Linked DNA regions of Homo sapiens: region 1 is linked to region 2. Evidence: chromatin contacts called from ENCODE Hi-C or POLR2A ChIA-PET data. All regions are on one chromosome and are shown on one strand. The core of a region is the stretch at or near the end of the contact, and the rest is flanking DNA. Distances in the headings are between cores, read along the strand shown. Region 1 holds the start of CERS5 (ceramide synthase 5). Region 2 holds the start of PRPF40B (pre-mRNA processing factor 40B).

What was found. A loop is a pair of places that touch in the nucleus more often than their neighbours do. ChIA-PET counts read pairs that join two places held with the same protein, here RNA polymerase II (POLR2A). Pooled maps may share reads with other maps.
Region 1: a loop to region 2 is called in a pooled map, with 10 times the contacts of the local background. The contact joins the promoter of CERS5 here to the promoter of PRPF40B in region 2. A Hi-C loop is called at or near these places in 1 of 37 single-sample maps with no recorded cell type and 8 of 50 pooled maps. POLR2A ChIA-PET finds 5 or more read pairs at or near these places in 1 of 52 experiments (activated B cell).

The regions. Positions count from the first base shown.
Region 1 is chr12:50,165,208-50,169,648 of GRCh38, forward strand. CERS5 (ceramide synthase 5) reads right to left here and starts at 2,162. Exons shown (of 10, transcript NM_147190.5): 1 at 1,894-2,162. The coding sequence starts at 2,090. LOC124902931 (a long non-coding RNA gene) reads left to right here. Exons shown (of 2, transcript XR_007063304.1): 2 at 1-416. RefSeq lists enhancers at 1,509-1,648, 2,539-2,698, 2,750-3,511 and silencers at 1,789-1,938, 2,039-2,438.
Region 2 is chr12:49,621,044-49,625,305 of GRCh38, forward strand. PRPF40B (pre-mRNA processing factor 40B) reads left to right here and starts at 2,518. Exons shown (of 26, transcript NM_001031698.3): 1 at 2,518-2,550. The coding sequence starts at 2,548. It also overlaps a transcript of FAM186B not described here. RefSeq lists silencers at 1,324-1,373, 2,234-2,733 and an enhancer at 1,564-1,653.

The DNA of each region.
Region 1 (4,441 bases), core at 912-3,411, 540 kb after region 2:
AGGAGATCGAGACCTTCCTGGCTAAGACGGTGAATCCCCGTCTCTACTAAAAATACAAAAAATTAGCCGGACATGGTGGCGGGCGCCTGTAGTTTCAGCTACTCGGGAGACTGAAGCAGGAGAATGGCGTGAACCCGAGAGGCGGAGCTTGCAGTGAGCTGAGATCGCGCCACTGCACTCCAGCCTGGGCGACAGAGCGAGACTCCGTCTCAAAAAAAAAAGAAAAAGAAAAAGAAAAAAAAAAAAACCTTGCTACACTAAGTTCCTGAGGGCCAAGGAAAGCCATTTAGATCTTTGGGTTTCATTTGCTTCACTTAAGCATCTTTATTTTTGCACTTGAACGTCTGGCAGAGCATTTTGATGATGATGATGCACAAATACTACGAATAAATGGATGCGTGACTAGCTAAATAGAACACAAGATTTTGAAAGACTTGAGTCAAAAACAGTAGGCAAATCAAAGAAGCAATCCCAAACAGATGCTATCTTTCAGAAATTAACAGATTATTTCACCTGCAACATATTCCCATCCTAGAAAGGGCATTCCTGCATTACAATCATTTATGCTTGGATAAAGGCAAAACGAACAGATGTCCAAGAACCACCCTCATTACCTGAGGCCTATGGCAGAAACATGTCTCCTTTCTTGGAGTCTGAGTAGACTTGATCAAAATCACCCACAGGTATAAATTCACATTATAATATCACACACCAAAGCCTCAGTGAATATCTTTATCTTGGACAAACATATGATCCATTCACTTAAAGGTGAAATCATGTGGTTGAACAAAGTATACTGCAATTCTGCTAAACTCATTTAGAAGCTGGCTCAAGGCCGGGTGCGGTGGCTCACGCCTGTAATCCCAGCACTTTGGGAGGCAGAGGCGGGCGGATCACTTGAGGTCAGGAGTTACAGACCAGCCTGGCCAACATGGCGAAACCCCGTCTCTACTAAAAATACAAAAAGTAGCCGGGCGTGGTGGCGCGTGCCTGTAATTCCAGCTACTCGGGAGGCTGAGGCAGGAGAATCGCTTCAACAGGGGAGGCGGAGGTCGCGGTAAGCCGAGATCGTGCCATTGCACGCCAGCCTGGGCAACAAGAGCGAAACTCTGTCTCAAAAAAAAAAAAAAAAAAAAGAAAAGAAAAAAGAATCTGGCTCAATATAGCTGTCCTCTGATAAAGCCCTGTGGCTCTCCTCCATCCCTTCGAACACACTCCTCCTTCCATTTCAGGCCCCAAGGCCTGTTCTGCAACTAATCTGACATCTTTCCATTACTTTGGAAGCCTAGGGCTCCACCACACCCTATCCCAACCAGATTTCTACCCTCCTACCAACAAACGTGCATGAGTTGACATACCAAACCAACTCTTAGGGCCAAACTAATCCTGTTCCCCCCAATTCTCGGAAACTCAAGCGTCCTAACAAATCTTAAGAGTCTGATGAGTCCATTCCTTTCCCTTGGAACGTCTGGCCCTTGCGTTGACCCCTCGGCTTCCATGGTCACAACTAGCTCTGGTTCTCCTGGCCCCTTCCTATCCCTCTCTTCGGGGCCTCTGCCAGAGCTCACACTGAACCTGTTTCCTCATCTGTAGGACCCTTGGAGGTTGGGAGGAGGCCTATATGACCCCCCCAATCCAACTCCGGATCTAACATTGAAGGGGCCCAGCATTCCCCTAGACCCTCACTCTTTCTCTTGCCCACGCCCCAAACTCCTTCTCCATCTAGGCTACCACCTCGCCCACGCGCCTAGCATCACCCGCCGCGGCCCAAGCTCCCCCAGCCCCTGCTTCCGGGCTTTCCTTGCAGTTCTGCTTCCGGCCCTCGGCCCTTCCCACAGCGGGGCGCCCCCGGCCCGCGCCCGGCCCCCGAGCCGCTCGCTCCCGGGCTCTCACCGCTCGAAGAGCAGCCTCACGAAGAAGATGCCCGCCGCCAGCGGGAACACCGAGAGGATGTGCCGGCCGCGGGGGTAACCGTAGCCGTCGGCCGGCCCCTCCAGATCAGCCCAGCTCACGTTCTCGGGTAGCCAGAAGCGCTCGCTCCACAGCCAGCCCCACAGCAAGCTTAGGGGTCCCTGCGCTGCTGTCGCCATCTTACGCCCACCCCGAAGCCACCGCCGCCACAAGCGTCAGCTGCCGCCACAGCCAACGGAACCCGCGGGGAGGCGGCCCCAGGGCGGGGCCCGGCCGGCGGCCACCCCCTTCCGGCCCCTTCTGGTCACTGCCACGGATCCGCCCGCCTCCCTGGCAGGGCCGGGCCTCTTCACCGCCCATCTCTCCTCCCGGCCCACTTCCCTCACTGCAACCCGGGGACCGCCTCCGGGGATCCACGCCCCTTCCCGAGCCTCTGACTCGCCCAGCCCGGCCCTGGGACCACGCCTCGGGCGGCCCTGGGCCCGCCCTCTTTTGCTGCTGGTCTAGGCCACGCTTCTACTCCTCCCTCACTCTTCCATCCAGCTACGGCCACACCCCTTATTTCAGGCCTAGCTCCTTTACGGGGACATTCTCCTTTCTCAGCCTGTTGGAATCGAATCCGTTCCGGCTCCCACCCAGGCGGTACCTCTGTCTCCACTCCCGGAGGCCAGATCGATCTCTCAGGTCAGGGCTTCTCTTGGATGTCAGCTGGTCCTGCCCACTACTGTCCGCCACTAGAGTTCTTTTCGCTCCCAACCTTTTCTTCCCTTCGTGCCCCGTGACCTCAGCCTACTTTCACTGCTTTATCCCTTAAAAATTAGTCACTTTTCCTCAGAAAAAATGGACTTAACAGTTTACAAAAGGCCGGGCGCGGTGGCTCACGCCTGTAATCCCAGCACTTTCAGAGGCCGAGGCTGGCGGATCACCTGAGGTCAGGAGTTCGAGACCAGCCTGGCCAACATGGCAAAACCCCGTCTCTACTAAAAATACAAAAATTAGCTGGGCCTGGTGGCGCTGTGCCTGTAATCCCAGCTACTCGGAAAGCTGGGACAGGAGAATCGCTTGAACCTGGGAGGCGGAGGTCGCAGTGAGCCGAAATCGCGCCATTGCACTCCAGCCTGGGCGACAGACCAAAGACTCCGTCCCAAAATAAAAATAAAAAAAGTTTACAAAAATCCTTTTATTCTTCTCTTGGGGAAAAGGAAATGGAAGAAAAACAAAGTGAAAAGGGAAGCACTCAAAAAGTATACGTAAAGGCAGGCCGGGTGTGGTGGCTCACGCCTGTAATCCCAGCACGTTGGAAGGCCAAGGCGGAAGAATCACCTGAGGTAAGGAGTTCGAGACCAGGCTGGCCATGGTGAAACCCCGTCCCTACTAAAAATACAAAAATTACCCGGGTGTGGTGGTGCATGCCTGTAATCCTAGCTACTCGGGAGGCTGAGGCAGGAGAATTGCTTGAGGCGGAGATCACAGTGAGCCGAGACCACGCCATTGCCCTCCAGCCTAGGCAACAGAGCGTCTCAAAACAAAAACAAACAAAAAAAGGCCGGGCGCGGCTCACGCCTGTAATCCCAACACTTTGGGAGGCCGAGGCGGGCGGATCATGAGGTCAGGAGATCGAGACCATCCTGGCTAACACGGTGAAACCCCATCTCTATTAAAATACAAAAAATTAGCCAGGCATGGTGGCGGGCGCCTGTAGTCCCAGCTACTTGGGAGGCTCAGGCAGGAGAATGGCGTGAACCCGGGAGGCGGAGCTTGCAGTGAGCCCAGATTGCGCCACTACACTCCAGCCTGGGCGACAAAGTGAGACTCGTCTCAAAAAAAAAAAAAAAAAAAGTATATCTAAAGGACCTAAAGGCAAAACAAAATAAATAGCCAATGTTTGATGAGGTTTCCTGTGTGCCAGGCACTGCATGGAACATTTTACACAGGTTATTTCACTCCTTCACCCTATAAAGTTGATCTTGTTATCCCCACTGGATAAGTAAACTGAGGTCCAGTGAGGCCAAACAACTTGCCCAAAGTTATGTAGGTAAGAAGTGGTAGCTAGTGTTAAGTCAAGTTTAATCTAAAGCTGCCTCCTTACATATTTAAGTTCGGCCTAAAGGTTTTCTGTACATTGTGAACTGTAACAAGTGGAGGTGTAAATCGAACGTAGACCACACCAGTGCCAATCACTGAATTTTGGCCAATCAAATGTAGCCAACTGTTCCAACCACGTTCAAATGAGACAAACGCTGATCTGTAACCAATCTGGTTGTTTCTGTACCTCACTTTCATTTTGCTGTCCATAAATCTTCCACCACGTGAATATGCTGGGTCTCTGTGGATATGCTGGGTCTCTCTGAATCTGCTGTGATTCAGGGGCTGCCCAATTTGAGAATCATACATTGCTCAAACTCCTTTAGGCTGGGCACGGTGGCTCACGCCTGTAATCCTAGCACTTTGGGAGGCCGAGGCAGGCGGATCACAGGTCAGGAGATCGAGACCATCCTGGCTAACATGGTGAAACTCCGTCTCTACTAAA
Region 2 (4,262 bases), core at 1,268-3,767:
AAAAAGAAAAGAAAAGCATAGAATATGGCAAATAAAAATCCCACAGAAGAGTGAGGCAGCCAGGCAAAGTGACTCACGCCTGTAATCCCAACACTTTGCCAGGTCGAGGCAGGCAGATCACTTGAGCTCAGGAGTTCAAGTCCAGCCTGGCCAGCATGGTGAAACCCCATCTCTACTAAAAATACAAAAATTCGCCGGGTGTGGTGGCGCATGCCTGGAGTCCCAGATACTTGGGAGGCTGAGGCAGGAGGATAGCTTGAACCCGGGTGGTAGAGGTTCAGTGAGCCACTGCACTCCAGCCTGGGCAACAAGAGCGAGACTCTGTCTCAAAACAAAACAACAACAACAAAAGAATGAGGCAAAGAACATGCCCAGGAGAATGAGAAAAGAGATGCCAGGTTGCCAGATGTGCAGCAAGGTGAGGGGATGAACAGTCAGATTGGAGAAGGTCAGCAGTCTCCAGCAGTGATGTCTTCAAGAAGATGAAATGGAGAGAATTCTCTGCTATATCTAGATATTCTGAGAGGAAATTTAAGCAACTGGGGGAAGAATTTGAGGTAGAGTTTGTGAGAAATACATAGAAAATAAATGATTTTAAAAAACAAGATTATTAATTCCAGGAAAAATAAAAGTTTGTGCAGGAAAAAACAGAAGGTCTCCCTGGGGAGGACAGACCCAAGGAGGAAGCTGGGCAGGGAATTCCAGGGTCCTAGGTATTCAGAATATGGTCTAATCCTGGGCAAGTGTGCTTTGCATGGGCAAATCCCCTTGGACCCCTTGCCCTGTGGGGAGGGCTGCAGCTGGGGGAAGGCCGGAGATGTGAAGGTAAATGCCAGAAGAAACAGCTAAAAGAGGTGAAAACGTTGCCTCCAGAGAGGGGAAGACGATGGGGGCAGGGCTCTGCTGTTTGTCTTAACAAATCTGGTACAATTATTCGATTCTATATGTGTGTACATGTTCTAAGAAATATTTCATTAAAGAAAAGAAAAGCATTTAAAAAATAAAAATGCAATTCATGAAAGTTCACGGAACCTCTGGACCACTTCTGCTATACTTAGAGATCTCAATAATAGTTTGAAAATCGCCCCAGCTGCGCTGGCATCGCGGCAGCCCCCGGGGGAAGGTGGGAGCGGTGGAGAGGCCGCCGGTGGTCCGTCCTCCTCCCCCCGCCCGCCCCCTCCATTCCCCTCTCCTGCCGCGGCGGCGGCTGCGGGCCGCGCGCCAGTCTCCTCACCCCACCTCCCCCAAAAGTTTGAAAACCACAGGACCCAGCGTGGGCAGTACAGGGAGACGTCGTCTCCAAAAAGTTACAAAATTAGCCGGGCGTTGTGGCACACGCCTGTAGTCCCAGCTACTCGGAGGCTGAGGGAGAAGGACCGGTTGAGACCAGGAGGCTGAGGCTGCAGTGAACCCTGATTGTGCCACTGCACTCCAGCCTGGGTGACAGATCAATACGCTGCCTCAAATAAGAAAAGAAAACCGCAGAGCTGGGCCTTCATTTGAGACCATGTGGGTATCATTTTGATTAAACCACAAAGCATTTTCTCTCTACAGCAGCCCACAAGGGTGAATCCCACTTCCTTTTCCTCCCAGGTGTCACCTCTAACTCTTCGTGTCAGGAGTTTTTCTACCTCTCCGGAGTTCTTTGGCTCTCAGGAACCTAGCACGGCATCACGCGAGTCCCGGCTCAGGTGAGGGGGGAATAAAGGGAACAGGAAGCGCCTTTTGCGGGGCTTTGCAGGCTGGCGGTCAGCGCCTTTCTGCACCCGTGTGCCTGGGGCCTGTCACTCTCCAGCCCCAAGGCCTTCAGCGCATTCCCCGCAGAGCTCCAGGTTACAGTTTCCTCAGCCGCACAGCAAGCATGTACCTCACATTTTTAACTTCTGTCAAAGAGTGGGCCCTGCTCTCATGAGTTCAGCGCTCAGTGGGAGCCAGGTCCCAAAAGTGAACTTCAGGGTCACGCGAGAAGCACGTGTACGCCCCACAAGGGCGTGATTTCGGGGATTTGTCTTTTTTTTTTTTTTTTTCCAAGCTGCTGTGTGCTCAGTCCCTGAGACAGACCCTGCCACCTCACAGGTGCTCAACAAATAGTTCTGGAGTTAACTAACTTAAAAGTACTGTAAAAGAGCTACACAGCAAATTAAATTCGCTGTGCAGCGCAAAGGCACCCTACACACTGCGTGAACGCTTCGGCTCCTGGAGCGCCGGCGACTGCGAAGCCAGGACGCAGGCAGCGGGGAGAGGCAGAGGCGCCGGCCCCCGACCGTCAGTCAGAGGCGGGAGCAGGCGTGCCCCGCCCCCCGGGGGGCGGACCCGGGACGCGGCGGCGCGGGGGCGGGGCCTGGTTCTCCGTGCCGGGGGGGCGGGGCCGGGACCGAACACACCGGGCCGGTTGGGGCCCCGCTCGCCGGCGGGAGCCACCGGAGCCCCGGCCACGAAGGGGTGCGACCCCCCGCCGGCCCCGCCCTCCCGGCTGCGGCCTGGCCAATCAGAGCGGCTCTTACTGGCGGGTGGGCTGAGCCGGCCCAGCTGCTCGGAGGCTCTGGCATGGTAACATCCCCGCGCGGGGGTGGAGGGGCTCGGGGCGGTCCCACAGCGCCCCCTGCGGCCCGGGCCGTGGCCGATGGGGCGGGGAGGCCGCTGGGGATAGCTGGGACCCCGGGGAGGGCGAGGGAGGCCAAGGGTGAGGGAAGAGAGCCCGGGAGGGGGGATGGGGGCGGGGACTGGGGGCGAAGGGGCGGGGGAGGCCATGATGGAGCCTGGCCGGGGGCGAAAGGTGCGAGAGTGGCGGGACTGGGTGAAGAGTGGGATTGGGAGAGGTGGGGGTGGGTTCGCGGAGAAAGATCGGGAAAGAAGAGAGAGGGCGGAGATGAGGGGACTGAGGGGACCAGGGGACAGGTGGGGACCAGTTTCCCCTCCTGGGATATTTGGTGTGCGACATGCCCTTCCCCCAGCCCCAGCGCCCGTTCCCTTTGGAAGCCTGGGTGCTCCTCAGACCACTTGGGGACTCCCTGCTTCACCTTCCTGCATTTGCAAGAGCTTGTCTCCTGAGGTGGAGAGGGGGCCTCTGAAGAAAGGGGCTCCCAGCCCAGGCCATCAACAAACTAACGACTCTGTGTGACCTTGGGCAAGTCACTACCTTTCTTTGGGCCTCAGATTTCCCATCAATTTTTTTAAAAAGGAAATGCATGAAAATTAAATCCCAGATCTCTTCCAGGGTCTAAATGAATAGGTTTTTGAGGAGGAAGTTTAGGAGAATGGGTTTGGTAGGGAAGCAAAGGAAAGGATGAAGATGGAGGCGAGGCCTTGGGCTGGGGCTGGAGAAATCCCCACGGGTGCGGGGGGATGGTAGACAGAAAGCCTGCCGGGCTGGGGCTGGCTAGCCTTATCCTGTTGGAGGGATGGAAGAACTCTAAGGAGAGGAGGAGGTTGAAACCTAACTCCACAATGATGGAGACCAAAAGTAACATTCGCTTCTTCAGAGGGAGAGTGATGAGATGGCAGGATCAGAAAGAAGCAACAGGGGCCGGGCGCGGTGGCTCATGCCTGTAATCCCAGCACTTTGGGAGGCCGAGGCGGGCGAATCACCTGAGGTCAGGAGTTGGAGACCAGCCTGACCAACATGGAGAAACCCTGTCTTTACTAAAAATACAAAATTAGGCGTGGTGGCCCATGCCTGTAATCCCAGCTACTCTGGAGGCTGAGGCAGAAGAATCACTTGAACCCGGGAGGCAGAGGTTGTGGTGAGCTGAGATCGCGCCATTGCACTCCAGTCTGGGCAACAAGAGCGAAGCTCTGTCTCAAAAAAAAAAAAAAAAAGCAACAGGAAGATACTTTCTAGTAAGGCAGATCTTTGGGGAGCAAGAGGAAGAGTAGGGCTGGTCCAGGAAAGTTGGAAACTAGGATGGTCTTTGAAACGGAAGGGCAGGTGCTGTTTGGGGCAGCTGAAGAAGGGCCGCAGGTAGATCACAGGGTAACCAGCTGGTCTCTCAGCCTTTTTTTTGATGATGGCTACCACTTTCTGAGAGATGTGCCTCCCAGCCTTCATCTTCAGGAAGTGGGAATGAGTCAGACCAAGCAGACCTTGGGAACACCTGGCTCGCTGAGGATTTCTGGATTGTGTAAGGATTGGGGTTAAAAAAGAAAAAAGGAAATGTATCTGAATGTAAGCAGTATCATCTGTGGCGCCATCATCCTTGCTGGGAGGCAGCTTTGTGAACTGGTTGAAAGCACAGGCTTTGGAGTCAGACTGCTTGGATTCC